Linked DNA regions of Homo sapiens: region 2 is linked to region 1. Evidence: read pairs that join two places in POLR2A ChIA-PET (ENCODE). Cell type or tissue: HepG2. All regions are shown on one strand. Each heading gives the region's core, and the rest is flanking DNA. Links, peaks and the distances in the headings are about the cores only. Region 1 holds the start of H2AC1 (H2A clustered histone 1). Region 2 overlaps SLC17A2 (solute carrier family 17 member 2).

Region 1 (8,339 bases), core at 196-8,195:
GCAATGAGATTGTACCACTGCACTCCAGCCTGGGCGACAGAGCAATACTCTGTCATACACACACACACACACACACACACACACACATACACACACACACACACACACACAGTATTAGGCTTTGGTTTGAGATATAACCCACATACTAAAATATTAGTATCTTTATACTTATAAATACGAGTATTTATAAGTATGAACATATTTATATCTCAGTGTGTCCATTATATCTCAAACCAAAGGCTAATTATAGGTTTGTATCTTAGTGTGTATGTTATAAACCTTATAAACATTATAAACTTTATTATAGTGTATTAAGCACTTCACATAAGTAAGGTATCACATACCTGTATGTACCTTTTATCTTTTGGTTTATTAACATAGCATGGCTACGGTCTTCTAGACATATAACCATCCTAGAATTCTCGGAAGGTAATTCTTTGGCAGAAGAAAACATGCGCCCTAGGAGTATGTTTAGATATGCCCATTCCTTGACTGATGTCCATACAGTCATGCTCTCCCAACAAGAGTTGTGCTGAAAGCTGCAAGTTTACAAATCTTCCTTTCCTTCTAATCATTTAGTCTAATTCGACACTCTAACTAAAATTCAACCCCCAAAATATGATTCCCCATCTTCACATTATTTTTCTCAGGAATTACATAGGTTGTCACAATAACATCCTAATTTGTTTGTTCATTTTCCCAAGAAGAATGGCATTTTCCCTTCCAGGAGCCTGCTATAATCACTGCTCTGCCTACCTGAAGTAGGTGCTGAAACAGTTCCACCCAGAAACATCAAGTTCTGCTGTCAATACTACCGAGTATTAAAGGAAACTGCTTCGGATACCCCAATAACCAGAACTGTTCTGAGTCCTGTTTACGAAAGCTGTAGTCTTATTGACGAAACAGCATTTTGTAATCCTTTTGTAAACTAGCTCTTTCTCAGAAATTGAGTGGCTCTGAAAAGGGCCTTTGATTTCAGCTTTGGGGTTTTTGTTTTTGTTTTTGTTTTTGTTTCTTCTAGACATTAGACATTCAAGTCACTTCGCTGGCTTTTACAACTTGGGTGGTTATTCATACTGGACTTTGTGGTAGTGGCTCCCAATCCTTTGGGACAGCAGCACAGCTTGGATGTTGGGCAAAACGTCACCCTAAGCCATTGTCACTCGGGCCAGCAGCTTGTCGAGCTCCTTGTCGTTGCGGATGGCCAGCTGCAGGTGGCGCGGGATGATGCGGGTCTTCTTCTTGTTCCGACGGCGTTGCCCGCCAACTCCAGGGTGTCGGAGGCCAGGTACTCCAGAACCGCCGGCAGGTACGCTAGCGTGCAGCCCCCGACCCTCTCGGCATCGTTGCCCTTGCTGAGCAGCCCGTTGACACCGCCCACGGGGAACTGCAGAACCTCTCTGAATGAATAGCGCGTACCCTTCCCCCGAGTTTCCCTAGTCTAAGACATAGCCCAAAACTAAAAGTTATAACGGAAAAAGACACCCGTTAAAACGGGTACTCAGCGTATTTCTAGTCTGACAGCAGATTGTGGATTATCTGATTGATTGGCTGATAGCCATCTATCCAATCAGAGAACCTTACTGCTATTGCCTTATTTACATACTCTACCTATTATCCAATCAGATGTTGGATGCAAATGACGTAGGTTGAGGGCCATGCCTATAAATATCACGCTTCACTCCAGTCAAACATCAGTTAGTGATCTCCCTGTGAACTTGGAAGATAAACATGCTGGAGCTTGCTTCAAAGGGCACTACCATTTCCGAAAAGGGCTTTAAGAAGGCAGTTGCTAAAACTCGAAGGAGGACAAAAAGCGCAAGAGATGCCGCAAAGAGAGCTATTCTATTTACATCTACAAGCTGCTGAAGCAGGTCCACGCGGACACTGGAATCTCTTCCAAGGCCATGAGTATCATGAATTCTTTTGTTAGTGACATTTTTGAGCGCATTGCCTGTGAGGCTTCCCGCCTGGCGCATTATGACAAGCGCTCGACCATCACCTCCAGGGAGATCCAGACGGCCGTGCGCCTGCTGCTGCCTGGGGAACTAGCCAAGCACGTTGTGTCGGAGGGCACCAAGGCTGTCACCAAGTACACTAGCTCCAAGTAAAACATGATAGGGCCAGCAGATGAGCTCCACAAACCAAAGGCTCTTTTAAGAGCCAATGAAAGTTTCTAATAGGGCTGTAGAATGTTTATTTTATTATAGAGTATGCCTCGTTGCCAGACTGATAATTTTTTCCTAGACTAGGCATAACATGGTTATCTTTAAGTCTAAACTTTGCATTAATCAACTGTATCTGCCCCAGTATTGGTGAAAGCTAAAATCTCACAGCCGAGGCAATTAAATGGGAGCTCCCGTAATCCTGGGTTCATGGGGATATTCTTTCTGTGGACAGTGCCATGGGGAAATACGGCTTTTTTGTCTATGACGTTTTCTACTACAAACACTCTACGATGACAGCAAAAAAGGCCTGGAGCTCCCCACTTAGGGAAGTCTGGCACTGAGCATTAGGCTGTTTGCTTTTTCTTGACTTTGGCCATAATGTGTGCAAAACATTCTCCAAGTCCGGGTGGACCAGCTCCAGCACCTTGTAGATGTAAATAGAATAGCTCTCTTTGCAGCATCTCTTGTGCTTTTTACGCTCCTTTTCTTGCACATTATGAAAAGTGATCAGGCTAACTCCCCTTGAACTGCTGGAATTTGAGGTCCAAAGCCTAAGGTTTCTGCGTCTCTGTGAACTCCAGTAAACTGCTTACTCAATATCACAGTTCTTATGTTGCTTAGCCGCTTAAGAATTATCTCCACAGGGATTTCCAGTTGATCCCAACAGAACTGTTCCTGAACTTCTGCATTCTCTATATCCATGAGTACCACCCTATTCACATGGTTGTCCAAGCCAGAAATGTATTTTTTCCCTAATAGTCTCTGTTCAACCTCCATCCACTTCAGTCTCTCAAGATATGGTAATTTTACTTCCTACATATTTCTGTTGTCTGATTATACACCATCTCCACCGCTAACATTTTTGTCTGCATACTCATGATCTCACACCTGAATTAGTTTCCAATTAATCTCACTGCTCTTAATCTTGCCTCCCTAAAAACCACTCTCCACCCAACTATTTTCATTTTTTAAATTGACAAAAATTGTGTATTTACTGTGTACAACATGATGTTTTGAAATATGTATACATCGCGGAATGGCAATCTAATTAACATATGCATTACCCCACATATTTTTTATGAAAACACTTAAACTCTACTCTTTGCAATTTTCAATACAACATATTGTTACCAACTATAATCAGCATATTGTACAATAGAGCTCTTCAGCTTATTCCTCCTAAGTGAAATTTCATATCCTTTAACCAATATCTTCCCACCACTCCCCAACTCTAGCCACTGGTAACCACCACTCTGCTACTTATATGAGTTCAACTTTTTTTTAATTCCACTTATGAGATCATACAGCATTTGTCTTTCTGTGCCTCGCTCATTTCACTTAACATCCTCCAGGTTCATCCATGTTGCTGCCAATGACAGAATTCTTTTTCTTTTTTGAGGCCAAATAGTATTCTATTATGTATGTATGCCACATTTTCTTTAGCCATTCATCTCCTGAAGGACCTTTATGTTCTTTCTATATCTTGTCTATTGAGAATAATTCTGCAATGAACATGGGAGTACAGATATCTCTTTGAGAAACTGATTTTATTTCCTTTCAATATATACCCAGTAGTAGGATTGTTGGATTATATGGTAGTTCTATTTTTAATTTTTTGAGGAAATTCTATACTGTTTTCCACAATGTATGCACTAAAATATTACCATTTTCAATCTTATTTGAAGCACAAATATTACTATATCACACATTTTAAAAAATATTTTGAAAACTCAATTTGGTATTGTTTTATTAATAGTATTAAGTATTTTATTGCATGCACTTAGAAATTTATATTAAGCTGTGTATAGGATCAGCTAGACTTGCAAAGAAATCAATAGTACAATAAAAGTTTTGAATGTTGGAGCTTTTTGGATTACGGATGCTCAACCTATATTGCAAACATGTAAAACTCAAGAAAATCTATCAAGAAACCAATAGGAAAATAAGTCAATTCAGTGAGGTACTAGAAGGATATTAAAAAAAAATGCACGGAAAGCAGTCTTACATATATAACAAAAAAAGTTAAAAAATAATGAATAGGAAATACCTCATTTACAGTAACAACAAAAACAAAATACCCAGAACTATATTTAACTTTTTAAAATGCCAAATATATATGAAGGTAGATGATCAGTTCACACCCATCCCGTGGTTTTCTGTAGGTGAATGACTCAGGCAGCACCTGAACTAGCTCAGTTCTAGAAAATGGACCTGAGAGGAACGGGTCCTCTGGGAAGACTCCTCTTGCTTTCAATCCAAGACCCAGTGGAATAGACTGACTCTTCCTGCCTTTACTTTATCCTATCCTCTCTGCATGAACACTTGCAACTGTAACTAGTATGATGGCAAAGTCACAGTGTGGAGAAGGGCAGAGGCAAGACTGCAGGGTAGTGGAGCCAGGGCTGTGATTATCCTATTGGTGGAACTTCTCTGCCTTTATGTTGTCCTGTTTGGTTGCATTACTTATCTCAACCAGTTCAGCTAGCATTTCCTATTATTTGCAGCCAAAATACATCTGATATAAAAGCTACATGAAGTTTGGTCTGAAAACAGTTTTTATTTGCTGGTATTCCTACTTATCTATTGCCCAAATAAGCCTAAAAGTCCTTGGGTAATCAGGGTAGTCTGACAGTGGTCACAAAGTCGACAGGTTATTTGGCAGCTATGTGATACCTGCTGTTTTCCAAGGTGTTAGAGAAGCATGAATCCCTGATTAGAGATGATCCCATCCCCAATACAAGGTGAGCATAGATGCTAGATGCCCCTTCCCCCCAATTTGTCACCTCCCTGGAAGATTTCCCAGCTAAAGCATGCAGGGGCTTTGCAGGGACTGTCTTACTGTTCACAAAAGTGTGGGGGCACTTATTTTAACGGGTCTTGTTATACATTGATATATTTTTTTGTTTGTGTTTGAGACGGAGTCTCGCTCTGTCACCCAGGCTGGAGTGCAGTGGGGCGATCTCGGCTCACTGCAACCTCCGCCTCCCGGGTTCAAGGGATTCTCCTGCCTCAGCCTCCCAAGTAGCTGCAATTACAGGAACGTGCCACCACGCCCAGCTAATTTTTTGTATTTTGAGTAGAGACAGGGTTTCACCATGTTAGCCAGGATGGTCTCGATCTCCTGACCTCGTGATCTGCCCTCCTCTGCCTCCCAAAGTGCAGGATTACATGCGTGAGCCACCGCGCCGGCCGGTACTAACTTTTTAATGTAGAGAAAGCACATATACATATCCAAAATTTTGTTAAAAGATAAAGGTTAAATGAAGATGCGTTAAACAAATTGAGAATTCCAGCTAACCACAGGTTTCCAGGAAGTAATATTTGATCCATTTTTAAGGTGGCTGAAATCAGTTTAATGCTTGGGAGCTCTTACAGATGGAGTCCAACAACCAGTAACATGACAATGAAGGAAACTATTATAAATTTAAGAAAATTAAGGGACATTTTAAATCCGTTTAATTCCTGCTAACCAGATTTGTGAGTTCTCCAGAGTTCGCACAATCATTTCCACACCTTGACTTACCTGTGGCACAAAACGTAACTTCCTCTAAACTATTCCCTTTTTGTGAGGTCTTAAAATTTGGGATCATAATGCAAGTTATACTGTCTATGTCGCTGCGCTTTTTAGTTTTATTATGTGTAATGCTAACCTTAAATATACCAGTATCAGCATGTAGCTTTTATACAAACTAGGGGGTTTTTTTGTTTTGTTTTTTGAGACAGTCTCGCTGTCACCAGGCTGTAGTGCAGTGACGATCTCGGCTCACTGCAATCTCCGGCTCCTGGGTTCAAGCGATTCTCTTGCCTCAGCCTCCCAATTAGCTGGGACTACAGTGCACGCCACCACGCCCACCTGATTTTTGTATTTTTAGTAGAGACGGAGTTTCACCTTGTTGGCCAAGATGGTCTCCGTCTCTTAACCTCATGAACCGCCAGCCTCGACCTCTGCAAGTGCTGGGATTACAGGCGAGTCACGGTGCCTAGCAAGGATTGTCTTGCTGCAACTAGTTCGTCTACCCTCGGCCCACAGCTGATTTGGATATATTCGCAGTGGCTCACGCCTGTAGTCCCAGCACTTTGGGAGACCGAGGTGGGTGATCACCAGATCGAGTTTGAGACCATCCTGGCCAACATGGTGAAACCCCGTCTCTACTAAAAATACAAAAATTAGCCGGGTGTAGTGGTGGGAGCCTGTAGTCCCAGCTGCTCAGGAGGCTGAGGCAGGAGAATGGCGTGAACTCAGGAGGCAGAGCTTGCAGTGAGCCGAGATTCCGCCACTGCACTCCAGCCTGGGAGAGTGAGACTCCGCCTCAAAAAAAAAAAAAACCCTTACGGTTAGAAACTACACAAAAACGAAGCCCACAGCTGTTTCAGTATGTTTAAGTGGCTCTGAAAAGAGCCTTTGGGTTAGAAATGACGTTTACTTAGCAGGCTTACTTGGAGCTGGTGTACTTAGTGACAGCCTTGGTGCCCTCAGACACAGCATGTTTAGCCAGCTCTCCCGGCAGTAGCAAGCGCACTGCTGTCTGAATCTCTCTGGAAGAAATGGTGGAGCGCTTGCTGTAGTGAGCCAAACGTGATGCCTCGCTCGCTATACGCTCAAAGATATCAGTGACGAAGGAATTCATAATGCTCATAGCTTTCGAAGAGATGCCAGTGTCCGGATGGACCTGCTTTAGCACTTTGTAGATGTAAATAGAATAACTCTCCTTACGGGTCCTCTTGCGCTTTTTGCCTTCCTTTTTCTGGGTCTTAACGACAGCTTTCTTAAAGCCCTTCTTGGAAATGGTAGCACCTTTAGATGACACCTCCGGCATAGCTACCACACACTTCTGCAGCGTTACACGGTTCTTTTCCAGGGTTACACAGCACTTTCCAGTGCTCAACAGCTCTTCAGTATTAAACAGCTCCAAATGACCTCAGCTCCAAGTCTCGCCAAGTAAACAAACAGAACTGGAGGATGAAAGATGCGGTATTTATAGGCACGGCCCTCAAACGCCGCGTTCGGTATCCAAAATCTGATTGGACAATGGGAAGTGGCGTGAATGCAAATGAGGCGATTCTAGTACGACTTTCTGATTGGGTAGACGGCCATCAGCCAATCAGATAGCAAATGCCAACCTCAGTCAGACTATAAATAGGCCCAGTAGCAGCCCTAGAAATGTGGTTCTCGTGTTGCTGCAATTTGATGCGAGGAGATGTCTGGACGAGGGAAGCAGGGAGGAAAAGCACGCGCCAAGTCTAAGTCTCGCTCTTCTAGAGCGGGTTTGCAGTTTCCCGTAGGCCGGATCCATCGTCTGCTTCGTAAGGGAAACTATGCAGAGCGGATAGGGGCAGGCGCACCAGTGTATTTGGCGGCAGTGTTAGAGTATCTCACAGCAGAAATCCTTGAGCTGGCAGGCAATGCGTCTCGCGATAACAAAAAAACTCGCATTATTCCCCGCCACCTGCAGCTAGCGATCCGCAATGATGAGGAACTCAATAAGCTTTTGGGCGGCGTGACCATTGCCCAGGGCGGAGTCCTGCCTAACATTCAGGCAGTGCTGCTGCCCAAGAAGACTGAGAGTCACCACCATAAAGCCCAAAGCAAGTAACTTAAGGTTGTCATTGGTAAAAAGACTTCTGTGTCAGAAAAAACAAAAGGCTCTTTTCAGAGCCACCTACCGTCTCAGAAAAAGGCTGTACGTTACAAAACGTTACTGCTGTTAACCAGCCATCTTACTTGCCTGTCACAAATGCCCGTTTAAGCGCATTTCGGGAATGTACGGGGACTGAATTTTCAAGGAGCGTTCCATCGGCCATTAGTTTGAGGTAATTTTGGTTATATATGTCACTGGGCGAGGTGGCTTAACGCTTGTGAGCAGTCAGTACTTGCACTTCAGTGGAGGTTGGAGCGGGAGGGTCGTTCAAGCCTGGGGCTTGACCGTTAACATAATTGAGACCCTGTCCCCACAGAAACTAGCTGGGTCTGGTGATGCAGGCCTGTAGTCCCAGCTGTTCGGGAGGCTGCGGTGGGAGGGTTGTTCATGAGTCCGGGAGGCGAAAGTTACAGTGAACGAAGATTGATTGCTCCACTGCACTCCAGTCTGGGTGACATGAGCGAGACTATCTCAAACTAGATTTATGTATGTTAGTTATGTTAAGGGTTACACATGGAAGTGAAAATTGCAT
Region 2 (8,339 bases), core at 271-8,270, 180 kb before region 1:
CTTTCTATATAAAATCATTTATAAAATCATCTTCCCACAGATATGCAAGTTTCCTCATGGGAATCTCAAGGGGATTTGGGCTCATCGCAGGAATCATCTCTTCCACTGCCACTGGATTCCTCATCAGTCAGGTTGGGCCAGTTTATTGAACATCTTCAAGTGGCAGGTATTGTTTTAGGTGTTGGAGATACACACGGTGCTCTAAAGATCTGGATGGCAACACAATTACTCTATTTACATGAGCCTCTAAATCAGACTCTGGTAGGTCAGATTTCCCAGAGGAAGAAAAATATAAGCTTATTTTCTCAAGATGAATAGATGTTAGATTGATTAAAATGAGCTGTTCCGGTGCAGAAGACAGCACGTGTGACTTCCTAGAGGTACATGAGCATGAAACAGTTCTTAGTTATGACCAGAATGAAAGACACATGTCAAGGAATAGCAAGAGACGAAGACAGAGGGGCAAAAGAAGATCATGAAGAATATGTTCAGACTAATCCAATTTTTAAAAAATCACAAAAGGGAAACAAAGTGTCCTAGGCCAGTTTAAAGATAATTTAATGTCTGGAAACAGATCGGCTGTGAGACATTGCAAGGAGGCTTGCTCGGTGTTTGGAAATGCAGGCTCATGAGGAAGATGAAAAGACAGACCCAGGCAGGGATGGAAGGACTGACGAGAACCAACTTACAAAGAGAAGTTTTGTTTTTACTACATTTCTATGTGATCAAGTTCCCAGGTTAATATTTGACTAAACTGCTAGGAATCCACTGTGACTATAATGCTGGAAATGACTTAGTAGGGCTTTCTGAGGAGGGTCACACAGAAGACCAAAGAGAACTCATGTTGAATTGAGATGGGTTGTAGTGATAGTTGTCAACAGCCAATACAGAAACAAAAAAAAACAAAACAAACAGCAACAACAACAACAAAAAAAAACAGAGAAGACACAAACACAATGCCACAATGCCATTTTAGGCATAATTTTAAATGAGTAATATTATATGTTGAAATCCAAATTTTCAGAAAAACATTAGTGTATTTTATTTTTGTTTAAAGAAATAACCATCTCAACTCAGAACCCCATGTGCATTTTGGCCATTTTGTTTCCAATAGTTTCATAAACTTTCTTAAGTAACTACTGCACATTGTTCCTTATATTCCTTGTGATCAACATTGCAATACACAACTGGGAGGGCTACTAGAACTGGTGTAGAAGGAACTTGTGAGATTGATCATTTTCTCTGTTTTTTACATCTAGGATTTTGAGTCTGGTTGGAGGAATGTCTTTTTCCTGTCTGCTGCAGTCAACATGTTTGGCCTGGTCTTTTACCTCACGTTTGGACAAGCAGAACTTCAAGACTGGGCCAAAGAGAGGACCCTTACCCGCCTCTGAGGACATAAAGTTACAAACTTAAATGTGGTACTGAGCATGAACTTTTTAAACATTTTTTACTTCTCTCCATATTCCTGACCATAGACTCAGCAGTTCTTAACTCTGGCTGTGTGTTAGTCTTCCCTGGGGAGCCTTTATAAGACACTGATACTTGGGACCCACTCCAGAGATTCTGAATGAATTGGTCTGGGGTGGAACCCAGATACTACTAATTTTTAGATACTCCTTAGAGGTTTCTAGCATGCGCCCGGGGTTGACAACAGCTGGACAAACTTGAAAAGTCAATTCATGTGGCCTTTGAATTTTCCTCATTGGAAAGTACTAAATAAATAAAAATTCATGTGAAAATGATCACTGATAAATATCTTCATGGTGGGGCAGGTTATTGGATGCAGAGAAGATCTGCTCGGAATTGTAGCCATATGTTACAGATCTCAGCACCGATCGGAACTGTAAAGCTATAATCCCCAGAATTAAAGTTTTTATTATTTTTTATACATTGTAAAACATAGACGTTTATTTATGTGATTAAATTCTATTAAAATTTACATGCTAAAATAAAATAGACCATTTTCAAATTATTTAGATCCAGATATTTCCATCAGATTAAACAGATATTTATTTATCCTAGCCCAATTGCAAGAGATTAATGATGAGAAAATGACCAATACAAGATTAAATAAATGAGGTTAACTTAGAAATCAAGGACAGAGAAGATAGAACTGGAAGGCTTGTATTGTGAGAAGAATGAATGTGAAGGAAGGCAATGTAGACACTTCCAGAAGGGATAGCAATATAGTTTAGACCATATAATGAAAATTGGAGAGAGATGACAGAGACACTTTCAAGTGAAATGACAATTTATATGGGGGAGAAAAATATTGAAGACATAACAAGATGAGAAAAGGCATAGAAATGTATCACATACAAGGCATAGAAGTGTATCACATACAAGAGAAGTTCCTTTTGAGCGTAGAAAAAGATAATTTAACCTTCTTCATATTTTTCTTACTTTCCCAAGATACTCAGATAGGCAGCGTCAACTCTAACAGGAATTAATTTGGCTCCTAACACTTAAGACATATCCTTTAGTTTGTCTCCTCACACAGAACTGATTCTGGTTTTGCCACAACATGTCTAGAGAAGAAGTTCCCACCATATTTTAAATCCTATTAAAAAACTGCTTGGACAAGAACCTTGGGTTAATTCAGCAGATGAAGAGAATCTCCTAATGCAAATCAATGGGTATTTTTGAGCAAGTTTTTCAGAAAAACAGAGTGTCAGGCCCTGAGGGTGGTACTAAGATGAGAACATTGATTTTGCCTTCATGATATTGACAACACAAAGAGGAAAGGGGGTTTGCAGAAAACTAAAAGAAGAAGTAGAAGAAAAAAGAAAGACATAGTATAATAGGTAGTCAAATTATGTACAGAAAAAAGAGAAAAAAAAAACAAAAAAGGGTGGGGGACAGACAACCCAACTAAAAAATGGGCCAATGACTTGAACAGGGACTTCATAAAAGAGAAAATGTAAGTGGCTCCTTAACATATAAAAAGATGTTCAACTTCATTAGTCATTACAGAAATGAAAATCAAAACTACAATGAAATACCACTATAAAATTAACTAATGGATAAAATGAAAGGAGATGGAAAACAAAATGTTGCCAGACATGTGGAGCAACTGGAACTTTCATACGTTACGAATGTGAACTTTGGAAAGCTGCTCGGCAATATCTCCTAAAGCTAAATGTACAATTCCAGTGACTCAAACATTTTACTTAGAAATGCACATATACATCCATAAAACATGTACAACAATGTTCATAGGAGCACTATCTGTAATAGCCTGAACAGGAAGTTGTCTGTTAAAAAAAGAATGAGTAAATAAACCACGGTCTATTTGTATAGCAATGAGAATTAACAGACCCCAATATATAATAGATGAATGGGTCTCATAAGCACAATATTGATTAAAGGAAGACAAAACGCACATTCTTTTAAAGGTTTATAAAATACTTTTTAAAAACAGCTACAACCAATCTGTCCTGTTAAAAATCAGTGAGCGATTTCCCTTGTGCAGGGATGGGGGTTGTGGCTGGATGGATGGTACTTAAGAAGTGCTCCTGGGGTACTAGAAATATTTTATTTCTTGACTTGGATGTGTGTTTACTTTGTGAATATTGTACATTTATGATTTGTGCACGTTTATGAATGTAGAAAATAAAACAGAAAGCAAATTCAAAGTATCATCCTTTTGAGAGCTTCTGCTCTGACTTCGTTTTGACCAATGGAGCAGTTGGGAAGGGGTCTTGGTCCTTCGGTCCTTTGCTTTTTTTTTTTTTTTTTTTTTTTTTAGACAGAGTCTTACTCTGTCGCCCGGGCTGGAGTGCAGTGGCTCGATCTTAGCTCACTGAAAGCTTTGCCTCCCGGGTTCATGCCATTCTCCTGCCTCAGCCTCCCCAGTAGCTGGGACTACAGGCACCTGCCACCATGCCCGGCTAATTTTTTGTATTTTTTAGTAGAGACGGGGTTTCACCATGTTAGCCAGGATGGTCTCGATCTCCTGACCTCGTGATCCGCCCACCTGAGCCTCCCAAAGTGCTGGGATTACAGGTGTGAGCCACCGCGCCCGGCCCCTGGTCCTCTGCTTTCATGTTCTTCTTGGTCCTGTTCCTCCTCCTCTTTTGTTGGAACTTCCAGTATCAGAGCAGGAAGGAAGGCAATGGGTCAATCGATGCTGTCAGCTTTTGGATCAAACTGCAAGTTCTCAAACAGCAAAATTAATGAGCTCAGGCTTTGAAGAAACCATGACCCTGAAAGCATCAGTTGCTTCCAATTGCATCAGTTGCCACGGGTGATAAGAACAATGATGACTCAGAATGCCTAGGTTTTCCCAGCAGCTTCTCTGAGGTTTTCCCAGCAGCTTCTCTGATTGATTCCTGACAGATGACTTCGGTGTGTCAGACTTTCAGGGTATCTTTCCTTATGTGATGGTTTGAGGAAGAGTTACCATTCACATTCCTAATGGCTTCAGAATAGATGCAATTGTGAACTGATAGGAAACATTTCTAATTCATCTCCCCTCCCCATCCCTAAAGGATTGTTTCTAACAATAGTCATGAAAATTAATTCACTTTTCTCAAATAGTTTATTGTCATCTACCTAATGATGAGATGACTTACTTTTTCTCCTTGACTGTTAAATATTATGAATTATATTAATGTATTTCTTAATGTTGAGCTTTCCCTTGAATATTCTTTTGATGTACGACAGAATTTGATTCACTAATAGTTTATTTAGGACTTTGGCTGATGTACTGATATATGAGATTGGCTCTGTATGCATACATGTGTTTTGTGTATCTTTTTTGTGTCTGGATATGGAGCTTATGCTGATTTCAAAAACAAGAAAGGAGAACTTTCCTTTTTCCCCATTACTCTGAAAAAGATTGACTAGAATGGAATTTTTATAATTGCTGTTGTTATTTGAAAGCTTGAAAGCATTGGTTTGTAAAAATCATGCAGGCTGAAAGCCATTTTGAGGAGACTTTGATAACTTTCTCAATTTCCTTCAGTTACTGGTCTTTTAAGGGGTTTTATATTTTTCTTTGATCAATTTTGACCATTTATGTTATCTTGGAGGATCATCTATTTTACACACTATTTAAAGTATATTTGCAAAAATTCAACTGTTTTATCAGGCTATCTTTTTAATAATATATTCATTTTATCTATATCTGAGGTTTTAGCTTCTTTGTACTTCTGACCCAATTGCATGTGTGCTTTCTTTCTCCTTCATTAGACTACTTAGTCATTTACTAATTTTAAGAATAGCTTGTCTTTTATTTATTTACTTATTTATTTTTGAGACGGAGTCTCACTCTGTCACCCAGGCTGGAGTGCAGTGGCGCGATCTCGGCTCACTGCAACCTCCGCCTCCCGGGTTCAAGTGATTCTCCTGCCTCAGACTCCCGAGTAGCTGGGATTACAGTCATGCACCACCATGTCTGGCTAATTTCTGTATTTTTAATAGAGATGGGGTTTTGCTATGTTGGCCAAGCTGGTCTCAAACTCCTGACCTTAGATGATCTACCCACCTTGGCCTCCCAAAGTGCTGGGATTACAGGCATGAGCCACTGCGCCCAGCCCTGCTTGTCTTTTTATTTTATATTTGATTAGCTTTATCTTTTATCAAGCTTATGTCCTATTTCCCTTTGCTTTACTTCATATAAATTTTGTTTTGGATAGTTTATTTATTTTTCATTTAATTATGAAACAGGTTAAAGCTTAGAGGAAAATTGCTCCTCTAAGTCCAATTTTGTGGGCAGATTACATTTTGCTGTGTTGTGCTCCCAAATTCATTGTTCTTTTAATGCTTTATTTCTCAAGTTAATAACCTATATAGTAAAAAAGTGGCTGTTGACTCTCAGCTTTTTTTTTTTTTTTTTTTTTTTGTAGATACAGGGATCTTGCTGTGTTGCTCAGGCTGGTCTGAAACTGCTGGCTTCAAGGGATCCTCCTGCCTTGGTCTCACAAAATGCTGGGATGACAGACATGAGACACCATGCCTAGCCATGTCTCTCTCCTTATATATAATAAGAAAACAGACACACTGAGGCATCCTATCATCTCACTCTTGGTTTCACTACTGTTCTCTGGAAGTTTTGCTCTGACCTTTTGCAGTTAATGTATTAATTTTGCATTGAGTAGTTTCCATAGAAGAATTATAGCATTTGCATTCTGTTGGGTATTATACTTTTCACTGTTATTTGAACATAATTTGAGGGCTGAAACCAAGATGAGGCAAGTGAGGTGCCCAGGAAGCAATATTTAAGGAGGCATCCTTTCTTAGGCTCATGCAAGAACAGAATTGGCACATGAGAGTGAGTGCCTCCTTAATTTTGAGTGCTGGACACTTCTTGCTCACTTAGCATACCCCTGGACAATGAAGTGTTTTTTGTTTTGTTTTTTCATGTCCATCCTTTATCCTTCTTCATCTCAAAACATTTCAATGGAGTATTTTTTTGGAGCAGTACTTGGATGAGCCTCTGAGTCCCACAGTAGCTGAGAATTTATTTCATAGTACTCTTTATGATCACTGTGGAGCCTTAAAACATTGTAATATTAACTTAGCTGGGAACAGAAATTTTGTTCCACAATTTGTCTTATTCAGAACAGTATTGACTTCCTGCTAGTCTCTTCTGATGTCCAATATGAGGAAGTCTAGTTAGCCAGCTACTTTTTGTAGGAGAGCTATGTTTAGGCTAGGTGCTATAGGATTCTCTTTATCCTGGAATTCCTTCACCAAGATGTGCCAAGGTGTTAATCATTTTCTCTTGCTTTTTGGCTGGTGGTCTTAGAGTTTCCTTCGATTTTGTTTTATTTAGTGATTGTCCTCAATTTGTTTTCTTTACTAAGAATCTCTCTTCTATTTATCTGTATGGTAAAACCTTGTTGCCCATCTTTCTGGTTTCTGCTGACTTTCATTTTTGGACCTTTTACTTTGCTTTCTCCATGGACTTTTTGGTAGTGGAGGCAGGCAAACACTTTCCAAAGTCTTTCTCAATTTCCATCAATTTCAACTTATTTCCTAAAATTGCCTCAGAATGTGCCTATGTCCACAATATCCCTCCTTCCACTTTAGAAAGGAAAGGCATCCACACTTTATTTAGGTGCAATGCCTGAAGTGTAAACACTTTCTGGTTGTCAACAAAGGAGTACTTCCAAATATTGGTTTGGGGATAACCTGCTAATGATTAACACATTCACCTTGGCTCTTGGTTTGCCTGCTCCCTCTTCTTTTATCTGCTGTGTGTATTTTTTTTAATCACTGAGAATATGCACAGTATTGTATGTTTTATTATAAGAGAGGACTGGCCAGAGTGGGAATGTTCTGAATTCAGAATAACTGAAGCAGTACAGGATAGGAACTCATTCTTTCAAATGAAGCTGGCATATTTTCCCAGAGCACCAAATTTCAATATATATTTAAAAAACTTGATATGAATGATACAATAAAGTGGTTAGAACTTTTATTAAAATAAACTTATGTCATGAAATACTTATTCTAATTATAGTCACTCTTCATCTTATTTCATCTTATAACATGTTTAATGTTTTCTTTTATTTACAAAACAATTTATTTTTTGATGAAAAGTTTTAGAAATCAAGTTAAAAATATTCAAAGGAATGCCTAAAGTTTTCAAAATTCTTTTACATGTTGTACAATCAAAAGAGTCTGAAGACCATTTAGCTATCCAAATTGTTTATTTTTAAGCAGTATCCCTTCTAATATTTACTATTTATAATCCTTAAAAATTTGCCTTAGCACAGGAGAATTGCTTGAACCCAGGAGACGGAGGTTGCAGTGAGCCAACACAGTGCCACTGCCCTCCAGCCTCGGCGACAGAGTGAGACTCTGTCTCAAAAAAAAAAAAAAAAAAAAAAAAAAAAGGCCAAAAACAAATAAACAAACAAAAAAATCCGCCTTAACATTATTTGTTCATTAAAAACTTTCTTTAATACTACTAGTTTCCCTTTCCTCTCAGCCCATTGTCATATTTTGATTTTTATCACTTGCTTTGTAGGACATATGAGGTTTTTGTTTTTTTTTTTTTTTGGAGATGCAGTCTCCCTCTGTTGCCCGTGCTGGAGTGCAATGGCGCAATCTTGGCTCACTGCAACCTCTGCCTCCTGGGTTCAAGCAATTCTCCTGCCTCAGCCTTCCAAGTAGCTGGGATTACAGGCACCCACTACCACGCCTGGCTAATTTTTGTATTTCTGGTAGAGACGGGGTTTCACCATGTTGGCCAGGCTGGTCTCGAACTCCTGACCTCAAGTGATCCACAATCCTTGGCCTCCCAAAGTGCTATGATTACAAGCATGAGCCACCTGCCCAGCCAGAATATATGTTCATTTTGAGTCCTTTAACAAAGTCATAAGAAT

Evidence for each region. ChIA-PET counts read pairs that join two places held together with the same protein. Peaks named below come from ENCODE experiments on the same cell type or tissue, not always from the same donor. Only the 100,000 strongest peaks of a DNase experiment are listed, where the experiment ranks them.
Region 2: POLR2A ChIA-PET joins it to region 1 with 9 read pairs; 3 of 35 experiments call an interaction of 5 or more read pairs at or near these places.

Annotation. Positions count from the first base shown.
Region 1 is chr6:25,725,555-25,733,893 of GRCh38, reverse strand. It overlaps H2AC1 (H2A clustered histone 1), which reads left to right and starts at 7,332. Exons shown (of 1, transcript NM_170745.3): 1 at 7,332-7,831. The coding sequence starts at 7,367. The coding sequence ends at 7,762. It overlaps H2BC1 (H2B clustered histone 1), which reads right to left and starts at 7,117. Exons shown (of 1, transcript NM_170610.3): 1 at 6,549-7,117. The coding sequence starts at 6,985. The coding sequence ends at 6,602. It also overlaps a transcript of SLC17A1 not described here, the pseudogene H2BC2P and the pseudogene H2AC2P. In HepG2, for the core only: no CTCF peak of the experiment used is centred there; no DNase peak of the experiment used is centred there.
Region 2 is chr6:25,906,372-25,914,710 of GRCh38, reverse strand. It overlaps SLC17A2 (solute carrier family 17 member 2), which reads left to right. Exons shown (of 12, transcript NM_001286123.3): 11 at 41-131; 12 at 1,260-1,957. The coding sequence ends at 1,394. Among named protein-coding and RNA genes, the nearest start is that of SLC17A2, 20 kb to the left of the region's middle. In HepG2, for the core only: no CTCF peak of the experiment used is centred there; DNase peaks (open chromatin) are centred at 740, 4,220 and 7,120; H3K4me3 peaks cover 331 bases.